Regions from separate parts of the Homo sapiens genome. Here region 1 is linked to region 2. A link is an interaction called in ENCODE POLR2A ChIA-PET data of the cell type or tissue named here. Cell type or tissue: PC-3. All regions are shown on one strand. Each heading gives the region's core, and the rest is flanking DNA. Links, peaks and the distances in the headings are about the cores only.

Region 1 (8,340 bases), core at 271-8,270, 170 kb after region 2:
ACCCAGCCATTTGCTCCCATGTTCTGGCTCTACCCCCTTCATCTGACCACAATACCATGTGGTGTTACAACTTTTGAATGTTAAGAAACATTATATTTCCTCAAGTATCAGTACTTTATGTTTCGTTCCACACATAAAACCCCGTGAGTGGAAGGCTGCCGGCCCCCTTGTCAGAGGTAATTTCTCAAGGCTCTGCATGGGATTTAACGGGAGCCATATGGTTAAGTCTGTCAACCCTCCCAGAAAGCATCCCCCAGAAGGGCCCTCGTAAATGTTCTCGGGGCTGTGAAAGATACAGCAACTTTCCAACAATAAAGCTATGTTCATAGCCGTGATATTCAGCAAAACACAAAGCAGGAAATAATGACTTCTGGTCTGCATTACTCAAAGGGGCTTCAAGTTGTCCTGGCTAAGGGCTGAGGACCAGTGACAAGCCGGGACCTGCTGCCCCGCTGTCTCCAGCAGGAAGGAGGCTGGCCTGAATATCCCCAGCATTAGCCTGTGGTAGATAGCGACAGTCTTACTCATGCTCACTTTGGTTTGAGGAGCTTTAGGAAGCTCTTAAAAATAGATTCATACGCATATGCATTGACAGGGCAAACACATTCTTAACCTGTAAGCTGCTTTGTCATTTAGGTCTTCTTTAAGCCATGACCTTCAGTGATGGCATCATTTACCCACTTCTCTACTGTTCTTTCCCCACCCCCAGCAACAATGACACAAAACCCTCAAATGTATTAACATTCCCATCTTGAGGGAACACTGGGCAGGAACGTGAACTCACACAGCAAAGCCACATGACTCGTAGCATTGCTTCTGCCACCAACAAATTTTGAGATGTAATCAGCTTTTCTTTTTATTATTATTTTTCTTTGTTTGCTTGTTTGTTTTCCTCAGCCATGTCCATTGAACTACATCTAATATTCTGCATGACACATAGCATCTGGGATTGCAAAGAGAAAAGGGATAAAGAGGCACAGAAAAGGTAAGAGGAGGTACAATTTATAAGTCTTGGCACCTTTTCATCTTTACATAAAACAAGATTTTCTTCTATGATATTTTATATAAATTTCTGGCTAAGTTTTATGTCTCTGTTGTCTAGCTACAGCCCCATGCAAATAGGGTTTATAACCAAATGCCTAAGTTACGCATCATGTGGAAATATATGTTCCAGGATTAAAATTGGTGTAAAATCAGGGAGGGTTTTTTTACGTAAATGTCTTCATATATGCATTCTGTTGAACATATTTCTGAGTTTCCTGATGCAGCTGGCCAATTCATTCTCTTAACCAGAATACTCCACATTTGTATATTCTAATGTTAGATATATTTGGCCAGTGCCCTACAAAGAAGTAAAAGGTAAGAAAAAAATATGTAGAATATTTTGGAAGCGTCTCCCATAACCCGTCAGAGCTCTGTACTGATATCCATTCTTGTAGAACTCCAAATTCCATATTATCTTCATTGCTCTCCTGAAGAATTACTGAGTGTAAATTATATACTATCACTTATCCATAAAGAAGAATCAACTTAGTTAAGAAAGCTGGGATCTATTAAGATTATAGCCATCTACTCAACGGATTATTGACTCCTACAAAAATGTCTTAGATGATAAGAAACAAAGAGACAGAGAGAGTGTGTTAACTTCCAGTAGTGCTACCTACCCTTCTGCCATTTTCCCAGGCTTTGCTGACTTGATCCTGAATTAATGAGCCTGTTACATGATAGCTAATAAAAATGACTGGAGGAGAGATACTGTTTGGATTCTGCCACATATTTGGTTCAAGGCTGGATCGATTTTATCTCTATTTAATACATGCTTGTTTTCTGTCTCACTTGTCTTCCCCACAGCCCATGGCTCACTCTTTTTTTCCATCTGGGAAACTTATCTCTGAAAACGCTACCATCAATCAGCCAAAGACACTCTTCCCGGCAGAGCGTCTGCCAGTTTGACTAAGCACAAGTAGTCACTAGTTTGGGGATGCCTCCCACACTCTCCATAGCTGTGTGTTTTTCTAGTCTGCCCAACCACACAAGAGCAATTTGAGATATTTATATTTACCTCTGGTTTCTATTGAGGTAATGGCACTACTTTCACAGAATTGAGCGCAGGGCATGGTATGGATTGCTGTGGTATGGAATGGAAGTTGCACGTGTTGTTTGTCTACTTCCTTTTAACATTACTTCTTTGGATTTTTGCATTTGCACTCATTTTGGTCTGGTTTGGCTCAGTGCCTGTTCAAAAAGCATGAAAATCAAATGCTTATGAGGATGCCTACCCTTTGTCCCCAAAGTCCTCCCTGATAACTGGCACTACTCCCATTTTCAAGTCCTTTATGTTGATAGCTCTCTCAATACATTCAAGCCTCCAAGCTTAAATTTTGTACTGTGAAAAGAGGGAGACAGAGAAGAGCGAAAACTTGGGGTTGCCTGCAGCAGCCAAGCACTGATAGAAGGGAAGGGAAGAGGGGGGAGCAGGAGCCAGGTGGCCCCTTCTCCCACAAAGTCTCAGCCATGAACACACCCGCTGGCCGCAGCACAAGAGCACTATGCGTGGGCACAGGTGGGTCCCAGCCTTTCTGGCTGGATGCAGCTTAAGCACTGAGCCTGAATGAAGACTTTCATTGCTGTTTGCTGTTTTTCTTGGCCAGTAGCCATGGCAAACATTTGCAGGTGGCTTGGCCAGATTTTGACACTTAAATATTTGAGGTTGTGATAAAAATCAGAATATTACTACAATATGGTTCTGTGCAGCCTCAAAAAAAATAAAGTAAAAAAAAAGCTATCTGCAATTTCAAATGCTCATTTAAAGACACAGTCTCCAGAGGGAACTCGTGTTTTCAAATAAGTACTCATTTCCTCTTTCCTGAGAGAAATAAAAGAGTCAACCGTCCCCAAATGTTACCACCTAGAGTTTCATACTGAATCCACTGGTGAGATGGGTTGGGTTATTTCTTGCTGAGTCTCCAGGATCATCCGGGCAAGGTTTTGGATGGAGAAAAATGGAAACGACAAGATGTGTGGGTTTGAATCAACATGGCAAACACACCAGGGAGGAATCTGAATAAAAGAAATAGCCTCCCTCGGGCTTGGCAATGAGACAGAGTCCTAAAAGTGACAATTATCTCCTAGAACACACCAGGAGCGACACACAACACCCCAGGCTGGAGAATAAATGGGAAGATGGAGTGTGTCCAAAAGGCGTCCATACCACAGAAACACCCGCCTCCATCCAGGCATGGTGACACAGCCTACAAATGTCACCCAAATGTACAGTCCTGGGCCAGCTGGGTAAATTATCAACAGAGTCAGCACTCATCTTAAACTTTATTGCTAGCCCTCAAAAGACTGTTTCATAAAGACCAGCTTTGTGCTAACAATGGCTGAATACTAAGGGCCTCCAAAAGGGTAGTTGGTGGGGGGTGGCAGGGAGAGGGAGGCAGGAGAACTCCAGGGGGGAAGGAATGCTGTAAAACTGCTAGTAAACTCTAGCACATTTTATGTTTTTTCCCCTTGAAAGAAAAATAAAATAATTATAATTAGCTGGCATAACTGTGAATTGTCTGCTGAAAGCCAAGCCACTTGAGAGAAGTCCCTGGAGATTTAGATGCTGTCTTTAATGAATCTACTCCACCCTCTTAGCACTCTATGGGTTCTTGATTTAGATAGCAGCAACATTTGCTCTCATGGTCATTTGAGAAGAAAAGAAATCTTTAGCAGAGACACTTACCAACCTAGCATTGACTCCTTTCAACAAAGCCGAGCATTCGAAGGGCCAGGTTAATGTTCTGTTTCTTGAATAGAAAACCAAACGCACCCACAGCAAACTCACAAAATGGTCATTACCCATTACCCATTACTCTCATTTCTTAAGGTGGGTCTTAACGTATCACAGCCATTCCTGGTAAGTTGAAAATGTGAGACAAGGTGCCCCTTCTGGAATATCCTAGGGAGGAATAAGCCAGTGTTCCCTGCAGGTCTGGAATTCTTATAACACCGAAAAACAAGAGGGAAAAGACCTACTGACAAATTGTGGAGCAGTTTCTAAGTTTTTAATTATCACTTCCAATATTTGACTGAAAATTCAAACAGAATGTTGATGCACATACCAAACACAGCAAGCGCCCCTTCTCATTTTAAACAGAATTCTGGAAGCATAGAGCAGCCAGTTCTCAGCGACCAGCAACAGAACTGTATCACAGCTCTTTGGCTTAAAGTTATTACCTTTTCTTCCTAAGAACCCATGTGCTCTTAAATCTTTTATTTCATCTTTACTCTCATGAGGCTGGAAAGAGCAGACACCATCCTCATTCTGGGGATAAGGAAGCTGGGCCAGAGATTCTGCGTTTCTGAGAAGCTCCCTGGAAATGCCCACGCTGCGGATCCTCAGACCACACTTGGCACATTGCGAGGGGCTAGAGCTAACACAGGATACCCAGAAGGGAAAGCTCTTTCCATCACATGACATGGAGTATCTGGTGTTCAATGACAGGATCTTTCTACCAATTTTTCCTCAATGCCTCAGTATTGACCATTTGCATAAATGAGAGAGAGGGGCCTGCTTTCTTTGCTTTGTCTACTCCAGAAATCAGCATGGACCAATGTAGAGGAAGGAGAGGGCTAATAAGGAGGCAGTAACAGGAAGGAGAGGGCTAGTAAGGAGGCAGTTACAAGAAGGAGAAGCAGGGAAGAATAAGCAGAGGGCGGGACGACTGTGGAAATATGGTGGTCCCCCTTATCCGTGGTTTTGCTTTCTACAGTTTCAGTTAATCGTGGTCCAAAAATATTAAAAGGAAAATTCCAGAAATAAACAATTCACAAGTTTTAAACTGCTCACCATTCTGAGTAGCATGATGAAACTTCATGCTGTCCCAAGCTATGCCCCCCAGGATGTGAATCATCCCTCCTGTCCACCGTGTCCACATTGTGGACACGCCCCACCCAGTAGTCACTTAATAGCTATCTCAGTTATCAGATGGAAAACACATATCACACACAGGGTTTGGTACTATCTGCACTTTCAGGTATCCATTGGGCAGCTTGGAATTTATCTCTCACGGACAGGGAGGGATTGCTGTACACAGAAGATGAGGTGATGAGTGTGGCAGCTCCCAGGAAGGGAAGGGCACACTCTGTTGGAGACAAGGCTGAGCTGGTAGAACTTCCCTCCACCATGTTTGTTCTGCGCACTATACTCTGGTCTCCATAACAACCATGGGTTTTCCCACAGTCATCTTAAAGTTCATAAATCTTGTCTGAAGAAATGATGACACAGAATGACTTGCTCCCCACCCTACCCCTACCACCCAAAGTCCAAGATCAAAACAGCTTCTACCAAGCAGAGACTCCTCCCTTCTCCCATCAAAAGCATCACTCTGAGCTCTAGGCAATATCATGACAGCCAGAAAAACCAACCAATCTGAGCACCAGAAACCAGGAGGAAGTCCAGGACATTTCCTGAGTTCCAGCCAGGACCCAGGGGCAGCCAAGGAGGGCTCCTTACCCGATCTGGCGGTTGGTGGAAGGTGCCTGAGTGATGACAGAGCTGGACTGAGGCGACGGCATGGCTTGCTGAATCACAACGTTGGTGTCATGGTTGGGCAGCCGAGCGCTGCTAAGCTGGTGAGTTCCGGGCCCCGTCATGGCCCCACCAACTGCATTATGCATCGAGATATTCTGCCCAGAGAAGACACAGGGGAAAGGTCAGGAGGAGTCAATGTTTTTATTCTACTCTCAAGCTCTCAAAGGCCAAAACTGGGAATCTAGTCATGTCAACTACATAGAGAGTTATGGCTTCCGGCAAGCCATAGGCCCATTCATCTTGTTATAACATACAGCTACGAGGAGATGAAAAATAACTACTCACCCTTAGAGTAAAGCATGTGAGAAAATGCCTTAAAGTTTCCTTACCACTCTGCTGCCATCCTGATGTGAGGTTTGCATCAGAGATATTTAGTGCCTGCCTTCTCTGACTTGAAGGATGAATATCAGATTTGAAAATGATTTTTGTGGTAAGTGCATAATACTGTGATTTAGTGAATAGTCACTCTGCATCCTGCTTTGCATGACAAGCACACTGGCTTTTTCCCTTTCATTTTTAGTCCTATAAGAGTGCCCAACCATATATATACATTTTTTAAGAAAACGACTACCTTTCCAAATCATAATCTCAGGACTGAGGACACAAGCTCAACAACCTGTGGAATGAGGATGCGTGATTGGAATACATGACAAGACATATGGGATCCAACGATCAGAATAAGAGTTGCCGCTTTCTGCTGTATTTTCATAAAATCCATCTCTCACAATGCATGGAGTAATGGAAACACAGAACAATAATCAAGCGTCTAGTTACTTGTTCCATGTCTTTTCCTCTGGAACATAGGATGTTTGTATTCACAACTCTATCCCGTGGTGCTTGGACCATAGTAGGCATTCCACAGATGTATATTAATAGCATGAATAAACCAGTGAAAGAACATGAGATGTCTGAGTCACTTATAGGACCTAATATCATGTATTTATTTCTGATGCCTTCAAATGAAGGCTTATATGTTTAAAATTCAAAAGTAAGTAAAATATGCGAGATAGGTCTTCATAGAAAAGAAAGTTACTCAGACACCCAGAGAAAATTCACACTGAGCAGAGAAGGCTGATCAACACATTGGGACCGAAAGGTGAGAAAGAAATTTAGAACCCAATAAAGAAAGAGAAAGCGGTGTAGTGCTTATGCCTGTAATGTCAGCACTTTGGGAGGCTGAGGCAGGAGGATCACTTGAGCCCAGGAGTTTGAGGCTGCAGTAAGCCAGGATTACACCTCTACACTCCACATTACAGACAGAGGGACAGAGTGAGACTCTGTCTCTAAAAAAGAAAAAAAAAAAGAAAAGAAAAGAAAGAGAAAGTGCTTGGCCAAACAAAGTAATAGGTAAGGGCAATAAGTAAGTCTTTATAAGTGGCAAGATACAGCTCTTCAGCCTAGAAGGGTGGGGAAATTTAAGAGGTCTATTGGACAATGGGTTGAAGATGGGAGGGAAAAAAATGGAGTGCCACTAGCAATTTACTAAAGAAAAAATATGTATCTGTCTGCGCTTTGGTGTTAGCAAAGAAAAAATAAATGTTACCCAAGAGAACTAGAAGTGGTCCTTTGAAGTTCTTTGGCAAAGAAAAGGATTTCCTGCACTACGTGTTAAACGATGGTGATAACATATACGGTATTTGGGGTGGCTGTGTCCATCACATTGCACCTTTCCCAGGTTTCTGATTTCTAAATCCTGACCACACAGTTTGTCAGGAGTCCAGATGGAAACTGGGCACCTGGCTTAGACTGTGAGCCTACTGTGTCGTTGTGGGACCCCAAAGGCAGGAACAGGCTTATATATACTCACAGTCCAAAGGCTTCTCTTATACACTGGAAAATTTTTCTGATGTGGGAAAACACTATGATTGGGTAAAGTAGGATGAAAGGAAATGGCAATGTGCATTGGTGGCAGTGCAGGAACACACTTTCGTTTTTTTATAGGATCTAGAGATTTAGAGAATTGGACTAAAAATGATTTGTGTTATTTCTTTTGAAACTGAACCTTGACAAACTTATTTCCCTGGGTCTTGAGGAGGTCAGAAACTATAGGTACCATTTAGTCCATTGTTTAAGTTCAAAGACACTTAACATTTTTCATCTTGTTCATAGTCACCTACTCTATCAATAATAGATCCAAGGCACAGAACCATTTTTGACTCTCCTTTTAGAATTATTGATGCTGTACAATTTAATTTTTAAGATCACAATCTTTAAATTCGCAAAGAAAAATATAAGACATATGACTCTCCTTGAATTATCCTGGATGCCTCTTTTCCATCACCCTCTTAGGCAGTTTCCAAGTCCTACAAATTTAACTAAGTGTCCCTCATCTCTTCCAATCTTTCCGTCCATCCTTCCACCAACCTATAACCAACTGCCATCATCTTCTATCCTTGTCTAGACAATGTTCTCCTTCATGCACTCTGGCTTCTTTTCCTCCTTTTTCCCATACTATAGCCACTGTGATCTCAAAATGCAAAAGTGATCACATTACACACAGCATTTGTGAGGTTCCCCTCCCACCCACTCCCCAGAACACACACCCTAAGCCATCGGTTTGGAAGACACTGTCAGCACTCCTTGTATGGCCTCTGAAGTCCGTGTGGGACCCTTCCTACCTCCCAGCTCAACTCACACCACCTCCACTCTTGCTCTATGTGATTCATTCCACATTCTAGATATTTCCTACCCTCGTACTAACCATGCTGCATTCCAGCATCGGGCCTTGTATGCTGCTTTCTAACGCCAATGCCCTTGCC
Region 2 (8,340 bases), core at 145-8,144:
ATTGGGAGATATACCTAATGCTAGATGACACATTAGTGGGTGCAGCGCACCAGCATGGCACATGTATACATATGTAACTAACCTGCACAATGTGCACATGTACCCTAAAACTTAGAGTATAATAAAAAAAAAAAAAAAAAAAAAAAAGAAAAGGAGATTAGGACACAGACACAGCAGAGAAGAAAGACCGGGGAAGGACACAGGGGGAAGTTGGCCATCTACAAGCCAAGGAGAGAGGCCTGAAACAGATTCTTCCCCGCACAGCCCTCTGGAGGAATCACCCCACTGACACCTTGATCTTGGACTTCCACCCTCCAGAATTTTGAGACTGGAGAAATGAATTTCTGTGGTTTAAGCTACTCAGTCTGCGGTATGTTGTTGGGATATCGCTAACAAACCAATACAGAAACAAACAGTTTCCTAAGCTTTTCGTTTTCTTTCTTTTTTATTTTTTGAAACAGGGTCTCACTCTGATGCCAAGCTAGAGTGTAGTGGTGCAATCACAGCTCACTGCAGCCTTGACTTCCTGGGCTCAGGTGATCCTCCCATTTCAGCCTCCCAAGTAGCTGGGACTACAGGTGCACACCACTATACCCAGCTAATTTTTGTATTTTTTGTAGAGATGAGGTTTCACCAGGTTGCCCAGGCTGGTCTCAAACTCCTGGCCTCAAACAATCCTTCTATCTTAGCCTCCCAAAGTGCAGGGATTACAGGCGTGAGCCACTGCAGTCGGATAGAGACAAATCTTTTTCTAAGTTTTCTAATGTCCACTTCCCTGGGTTTCCTCCCTGCCATGTTTTGGCAAAAAATAGCCTTGAATCACCAGGGACAATGAGCTATATAGCACCTTAGGGCCTACACTGTCATCCAAGTCTCAACACTCGATTAGTAAAAGCAAAATAAGCTGGGCACGGTGGCTCATGCCTGTAATTCCAGCACTTTGGAAGGCCGACGCCGGCAGATCACTTGAGGTCAGGAGTTCAAGACCAGCCTGACTAACATGGTGAAACCCTATTTCTACTAAAAATACAAAAAATTAGCTGGACATGGTGGTGCACACCTGTAATCCCAGCTACTCAGGAGTCTGAAGCAGGAGAATCGCTTGAATCTGGAAGGTAGAGGTTGCAATGAGCCAAGATCGCACCATTGCACTCCACCTTGGGCAACGAGAGTGAAACTCCATCTCAAAAGAAAAAAAAAGCAAAATAAGAAAAAGCAACAGTGTGTGATACTACTTGAAAATTTCCCAAGTATATCCTGAGAGGTGAATGAGGATTAGTGAGTAACTTATGTTTTAAGAAATCATGAATACAATTTCTAGGTGGACAAAAATGTCAGACAATGTTGGTGTTAGTAATGATGAGGAGGAGATGAAGGGTTTGCTCATTTTCTTTTCTTTCCTTTTCTTTTCTTTTTTTTTGAGACGGAGTCTTGCTCTGTGGCCCAGGCTGGAGTGCAGTGGCGCCATCTCGGCTCACTGCAAGCTCCGCCTCCCAGGTTCACGCCATTCTCCTGCCTCAGCCTCCCGAGTAGCTGGGACTACAGGCACCTGCCACCATGCCTGGCTAATTTTTTGTATTTTTAGTAGAGATGGGGTTTCACCATGTTAGCCAGGATGGTCTCGATCTCCTGACCTCATGATCTGCCCGCCTCGGCCTCCCAAAGTGCTGGGATTACAGGCGTGAGCCACCGCGCCCGGCCGGGTTTGCTCATTTTCTAATATGAAGTAAGCACATAGAATTGCTTCAATTAGTTCAGCCCTTGCAGTGGGTAGATTTAATCCTTCTGTAGGTCATTTCCATCACTCCCATCTCTGGTTTCAATGGTAATAAGAATCAATTACTCAGACATCAAAAAGTCATAATATGTTAATCAAATGTGAGAACACCACACTATGGATTTTTTTTTTTTTTTTTTTTTTAGAGGGAATCTCACTCTGTTGCTCAGGCTGGAGTGCAGTGGTGTGATCTCTGCTCACTGCAACCTCCGCCTCCCGGGTTCAAGCAATTCTTCTGCCTCCGCCTCCCAAGTAGCTGGGACTACAGGCGCACACCACCACGCCTGGCTAATTTTTGTATTTTTAGTAGAGACAGGGTTTCACCATGTTGGCCAGGCTGGTCTCGAACTCCTGACCTCATGATCCACCTGCATTGGCCTCCCAAAGTGCTGGGATTACAGGTGTAAGCCACCATGCCTGGCTTACATTATGGCTATGTTTAAGGGCTATGAAATGGATATATCTTGGCTGGTGGGAGATCCGTGCCCTTGCTAAACAATGAATCCAAGGGATATTAATTTTGATTGTCATACGATCATCATTCCTCTGGTTTCGAAATCCAGTAATGGTGCAGAACAGTCATGACGAAGATCATGGTAATAAAAGAAGAGAAAGTTCAAAACGTACTTAATTGTTGGTATGGAGCTATCTCAAAGGAAAGAAACACATCTCGGCTGATAAACATTCACTCTACAAAGGACTCTTCCAGGGATGGCTTCAGAGATAGAATCCACTCAGAGAGAGATGTGTTTCCTTTCTTTCTCCCTGAAGTCCAGGTGGCTGCCTCAGCAAATAAAAAGTGTTGTCCTCAGGGATGGCAGGGTGGGGGTGGCTGGGGTGGATTTCTGTCCAGTACTATTTCATTCTTCCCTCAACAGATGGAGGGAGGCTCTTTCAGATACGTTATGGAATAAAAGGCTTTTGTGGGCAGCCCTGGGAAAGTAACCATCTCTGACATTTCTTGTGAGGAAAACTGTGTTTTGAGTTCTGAATGACTGACTTTTAAACACACTTTGGGAACACCACCCATGAGTGCGCACGGAGGCCTGTTTTTAATGGAAGTGTTTGTGGAAGATCTACCTTGGAATTCCAGGGGAAGCATTGTAAAACCTCCTGAACTGTGCTCAATTCCACAACATTTTTGGTAACTCAACAACCTTTAGTCAAGTAGAAATCAGTTAATTTAACAAGGTTGAAAAAAAAAAAAAAATCCCTGCATGGCCAGGTAATACGTTCATAATGTATTATTGGTCCTGAGAAACTAAAAACATATTATCCAGGTAGAATATGTCCTTTTGATATTTTTTTGCCTGAGTAAATATCCAACTACATTTAATTAAAATTTTAAAGTCACATATCAAGTAACAATGAAAAAAATAAAATTTCCTTTTTCTTTCAAATAATTCATACCATCTTTCTAATCACCTTTTTATTTTTCAAAGGGTTACATGAGTTTAACAGAAGGATTTTTCTACCGGAAAAGAACGAAGACGCAAGCCTTGGTTACCCCATTTCAGAGGAGATTTTAAAGAGGGATCTGGAAAACTGTTTTTTCCTTTTTTTCACTCATCATCATGTTACACAGTTTCTAAAGACCTGATCTCAACTTTCCTCTCAGCACAGGCTATAATTTTTTTTGCTAAGACGATCCTTTTCTGTCATTCTCTTGAATGTTTCTCTTCCTGGGTGACTGGGAGAATTCCTTCAAAAGGATTTCTGAGACTGGTGTTTCCCAAACAACAGAGAACATCGTACCCCTAGAAATGGAGGACCAAGTGGCTTTTGTGATAAGCAAGACCTCACCTGCACTTCGCAGACACTCCCAGCAGAGGAAAAATACCAAACAGAAAGGGAAAGTGGTCATGGAACAGATTCTGCTACCAAGAAATCAGGGAATAAATGGCCAGGGATGAGTTTCATAAGACCTGAATTATACAATTCAGAGAACAAAATTCATAAATTTATCTAGTTGTTTCCTGACAATTTCATTCGATCTGCCTAAGTTAGCTACCCCATAGTTCACCTAGAAATGTTTCCTAGTTCCCTTACCTATTGGTGCATAAAAGCTGCTTTCACATGTCTCCAGTTTCCAACCTACATATCAGCCAGTGATTTGCATAATCCTTAAACCCCCACCCCCATTCCTTTTTTCAGCCACCTAATGCAAACAAGATCTGGCTCAGGCTTCCCTAAACTAATCCACGGAACACCATTTAGAAGGGAGACTATTCCGTGTAAGTTGGCACGGCCGAATGAGATCTCTATTGTATAAGGGGCAGTCCCAGTAGAAAGACATTAATGAATATGCCAGTGGGGAGAGCCTCAGCTTCCCAGTTGCTTGCTGGACCCTAAAGCTGTAAGAACTCTGTGAAACTTGAATGTTTCTTTTTTTAACCAAGGTAAGGAATTTAATGCCACTGCCCTGTCTGAATCCTTACAGCTCATCAAGACCCAAGTCATAAACAACAACTTCAGGAAGAATGAAGCCTAGCCTGAGCCTCCCTCCAAATTCTCCTTTTCCCACTCACTGCTTCACACTTGAACTAACCAGTCTGTCCTCTAAACTCGAATATGCTTTTCTGGTAATATTTTATGACCCCTACCTTGCCCATAAAAATGTAAGTTCTTTAGAGGCTGAGACTGTGTTTAAGCATCTTTGCAAAACCCGCAGCTTGTTAGCACAAATAATAAATGCTTCTTGAATAAATACATATGTTTTTAAAAATAACTTGTTATTTTAAAACAGTTATTTAGTGCTGTTTTTCCCCAGTATCTCCAGGTTTCAGCTCACTCTTTGTATTCTCCCTCCAAAACCCCTCCCCTCTCACCTTTCAGATCTGCTGAGACCAGCGCTACTGAACAGACACGATGGAAATGTTCCTTATCTATGTGGGCCCATATGCTAGCCTCTGACCTCATGTAGTTATTGAGCGCTTGAAATGTGGATAGTGGAACTCATAACTGATTTTTAAATTTTATTTTATCTTCATGTATTTAAAACTTAACCTAGCCACAGGTAGCCACTAGGCTACTGTATTGAAGAGCACAGGACCTTGACTCTTCTGAGAAGTCTTGCTGAAGAACCACTCTAGACACCTCCCAGCCATCAGTATGAAGGTAGATTAGGAGCTTACCTTGTGCTTGACTTTATCATAATATTTATCACAACATACTTAGTTTTCTATTTATTTACCTGATTTTCTTATTGGACTGTAAGTTCTTGAGTCTTAAGTTATAGCTTATTTATCATTGTATCTCTGAGAACCAGGTGTAATACTGGTATTTTAAAAGTGCTCAATAAATATTTCGGGAGGAAAAGGATGAATGAATGAACTGATTGCTCAGTGGACGGCTAGAGACATTTTTTAATATATAAGAAATCTACAAAACAGACTTGTTGGAACAGTGAGCTGGGAACTAAGAGATGAATGGTGGTGATGTGACAAATTATCTTTGTCTAAGGAGCATACGCAGTTCTTTAGCTCATCTTTCCTCACAAGCTCAGGCCCTGCCTTCTGCTTCACTGGAACACAGGAACAACTCGCTTGTAGACTCTCTGGTCATTAAGCCATGACTTTGTCCAGACTTGCCCTTTAAGAAAATTCCCAGGAGATAAAGTTCACTGCAATGACGGAGTGAGATAAACATGCTTTTTGCTGTGATCCCATGTTCTCACATACCCCATACTGGTCTACCGAACAGCTGAACTCATTCATCAGATTTGAAAATAATCAGGTTTTTTACACTCTGTTATCATGGGTACGGTTGTTCCAGAGGGTGTGTTGGCAAAGAGCCTACTGAACCATGTCCTCGAGACCGAACCACATCCATCCAAGGGCCTGGGGAGTTCTTGCTCCTTTGCTAGCTTTATTCCAAGTACACTTGCAAAGCATAAGGGAAACTCTTATGCAAACCAAAAATGATCCTAGGTGTTTAGGAAAAAATAATGCCAAAAGTTGGCATGGCATGATTCATGTCATTTTAGGGTACCTAGATAATTAAGTCTCAGGGCTAGACGTATTCCAAATATTTGGATAATTCAAAGTAATTTGCACAGACATAGTAAAAATCTATTTTAGGTGGTGGAATTTAATATATATTTCTTGGTGAGAATTTAGTCTTCTGTGCAATTTTAGCCCTAATATTTTAACATTAACAGGTTTAATGTTATAAAGTGTTTTTGTACTTATAAGCTTGTGAACTAACAAACCATAAAACAATAACATGTGTTTACAATTTGAAAATATACTGCACTGAGCTCTGTTTTCTAAAATAAATTTTGAACTATTTGTAAAAAATCTTAAAAGTCATATTTACTTTTTCATATTTCAATTAATTAATTGGTGAATTCAATGTAACAGCTGTATAACTCCCATGAGTTTTTCTATCCAAGTCTCTACAAAGGACATGGTAACTAAGTCCATTAATCAAAGCTAGGAGTTGAATGCTAGAACTGATTTTTACCATATCTTTGCTGAATGATCTAAAGTAAGTTACTTAATCTCTCTTAGTCTCAGTTTTCTCCTTCCTGAGACTATGCACCTTGAACAAGTATGTTTTAAACCATATGAATTAAACCAGTAAAAGAAACAGAAGTATCCTTTGAAACAGGAGTTAAAAATATATATATATATATATATATATATATATATATATATATATATATATACGTATATATATACATATATACACACACACACACAGAGAGAGAGAGAGAGAGAGAAATTACTATGTGCTAAATGATTTCTCTGTTACCTCATTTAATCTTTAAAAATTATCCCCATTTTGTCAATGGGGAAATGAGGAACAGAGGGGGGAAGAAACCAGGAGGTGCAGCTAGATCTGAAGCTAGGCAGTCTGATTCCTTGTTTTTGTTTTCAATCAATGCCTCACCTTGCTTCTTAAAAAGAACAACAACAGCAAAAAATTTTATTCTTAATTCCAACTGAGAGCTGTGGTTTTCCTGAAAAGGTAGCCTACTGTCTATGTGAAAGGTATGAAAACATTTCCTAGTTCTTAAAATATGAGCTAGTGGTCATTATTAACATTATTGTTAATGATACAGAGACTTGGTATTTTCCAATTTAACATTCAAGATTTCAAATATTAAAAAATAACCCCCAAATTCCATGACCTATAGTGATTTGAGCTTCCACTGGGGTATAGATTTGAGCTGCATTTGCTCCACAGGTCTGGGTGGGAACAGGATGATCAGCCTGGCCCTCCATCTGGGGTCAGGATTACAGTGTGGTTGTGTTCCCCACTTGTTGCCCTGGGTTCAGGGAAATGATGTGCTCCATGCACGGTTCTAGGGATTCATTACATGGCCAGGAAAAACCCACAGAGGAACATCAGGGGCCTACTGTTAAAAAAAAAAAAAAAAAGAGAGAGAGAGAGAGCCTAAGTACATAGCTGACATGGATAATAAATATTTGCTGGCTAATTGTCACTGCTTCCATGCGTCCACACCTCCTGAAATCCAGTCACCACGTTGCTTTAAGGTAACCAAAGCAAAGACAGCATGGAAGGGTCAGCTAGTCCTCTAGGGTTACTAAGAATGTGAGATTTGAAACCAGAGCTGGGTTCAAATCCTTGTTGGCCACTTGCTGGCTAAATGATCCTGGGCACTGTCCCCTGTACGTCAGTTCATTTGTCTACAAAAATGAGGACACCCACCTCATAGGAGAGTGGGATAATTAAAGAAGATAATATATGTAAGTGCACAGAGTGCTTTGTGTGGGGTCCGGCGCAGTGGCTCACGCCTGTAATCCCAGCACTTTGGGAGGCTGAGGCAGGCGGATCACCTGAGGTCGGGAGTTCGAGACCAGCCTGAACAACATGGAGAAACCCCGTCTTTACTAAAAATACAAAATTAGCCGGGCGTGGTGGTGCATGCCTGTAATCCCAGCTACTCGGGAGGCTGAGGCAGGAGAAATGCTTGAACCTGGGAAGCGGAGGTTGCAGTGAGCCGAGATCACACCACTGTACTCCAGCCTGGGCAACAAGAGCAAAACTCTGTCTCAAAACAAAACAAAACAAACAAACAAAAAACCATATAGTGCTTTGTGTGTAGTTCCTTGCTGACTCCTTACCACATAGCAAGCACACGGGGCCAGGTGTTGGGGCTCATGCCTGTAATCCCAGAGCTTTGGGAGGCCCAGATGTGAGGATCGCTTGAGGCCAGGAGTTTGAGACTGGTCAACATCGCGAGACCCTGTCTCTGTAAAAAATTTAAAAATAGCTGGGCGTGGTGGCGTCTGCCTGTAGTCCCAGCTACTTGGGAAGCTGAGGTGGGAGAATCGCTTGAGCTCAAGAATTTGAGGCAGCAGTGAGCTATGATTCTACCACTGCACTCCAGCAGGGATAACAGAACAAAATTCCATTAAAAAAAAAAAGAGAGAGAGAGGAAGCACACAGTAATATGGCCCATGATTACCACTCAGTAAATGTTTAATACTATTATATAATGAATTATTCATATTAATTCATTTGATAAGTAGATATTTTCTAGCAACTATATGCCAGGTGTTCAGATCCCTCCCCCTCAGGGAGCCTAGACACTA

The links. ChIA-PET counts read pairs that join two places held together with the same protein. Peaks named below come from ENCODE experiments on the same cell type or tissue, not always from the same donor. Only the 100,000 strongest peaks of a DNase experiment are listed, where the experiment ranks them.
Region 1: POLR2A ChIA-PET joins it to region 2 with 11 read pairs; 2 of 35 experiments call an interaction of 5 or more read pairs at or near these places.

What each region holds. Positions count from the first base shown.
Region 1 is chr7:28,567,701-28,576,040 of GRCh38, reverse strand. CREB5 (cAMP responsive element binding protein 5) reads right to left here. Exons shown (of 11, transcript NM_182898.4): 5 at 5,504-5,676. Among named protein-coding and RNA genes, the nearest start is that of CREB5, 160 kb to the right of the region's middle. RefSeq lists silencers at 1,932-1,981, 2,556-2,850. In PC-3, for the core only: no CTCF peak of the experiment used is centred there; DNase peaks (open chromatin) are centred at 2,660 and 4,980; H3K27ac peaks cover 1,698 bases.
Region 2 is chr7:28,735,646-28,743,985 of GRCh38, reverse strand. All of the region lies in intron 7 of CREB5 (cAMP responsive element binding protein 5), which reads right to left. Among named protein-coding and RNA genes, the nearest start is that of TRIL, 220 kb to the left of the region's middle. In PC-3, for the core only: no CTCF peak of the experiment used is centred there; no DNase peak of the experiment used is centred there.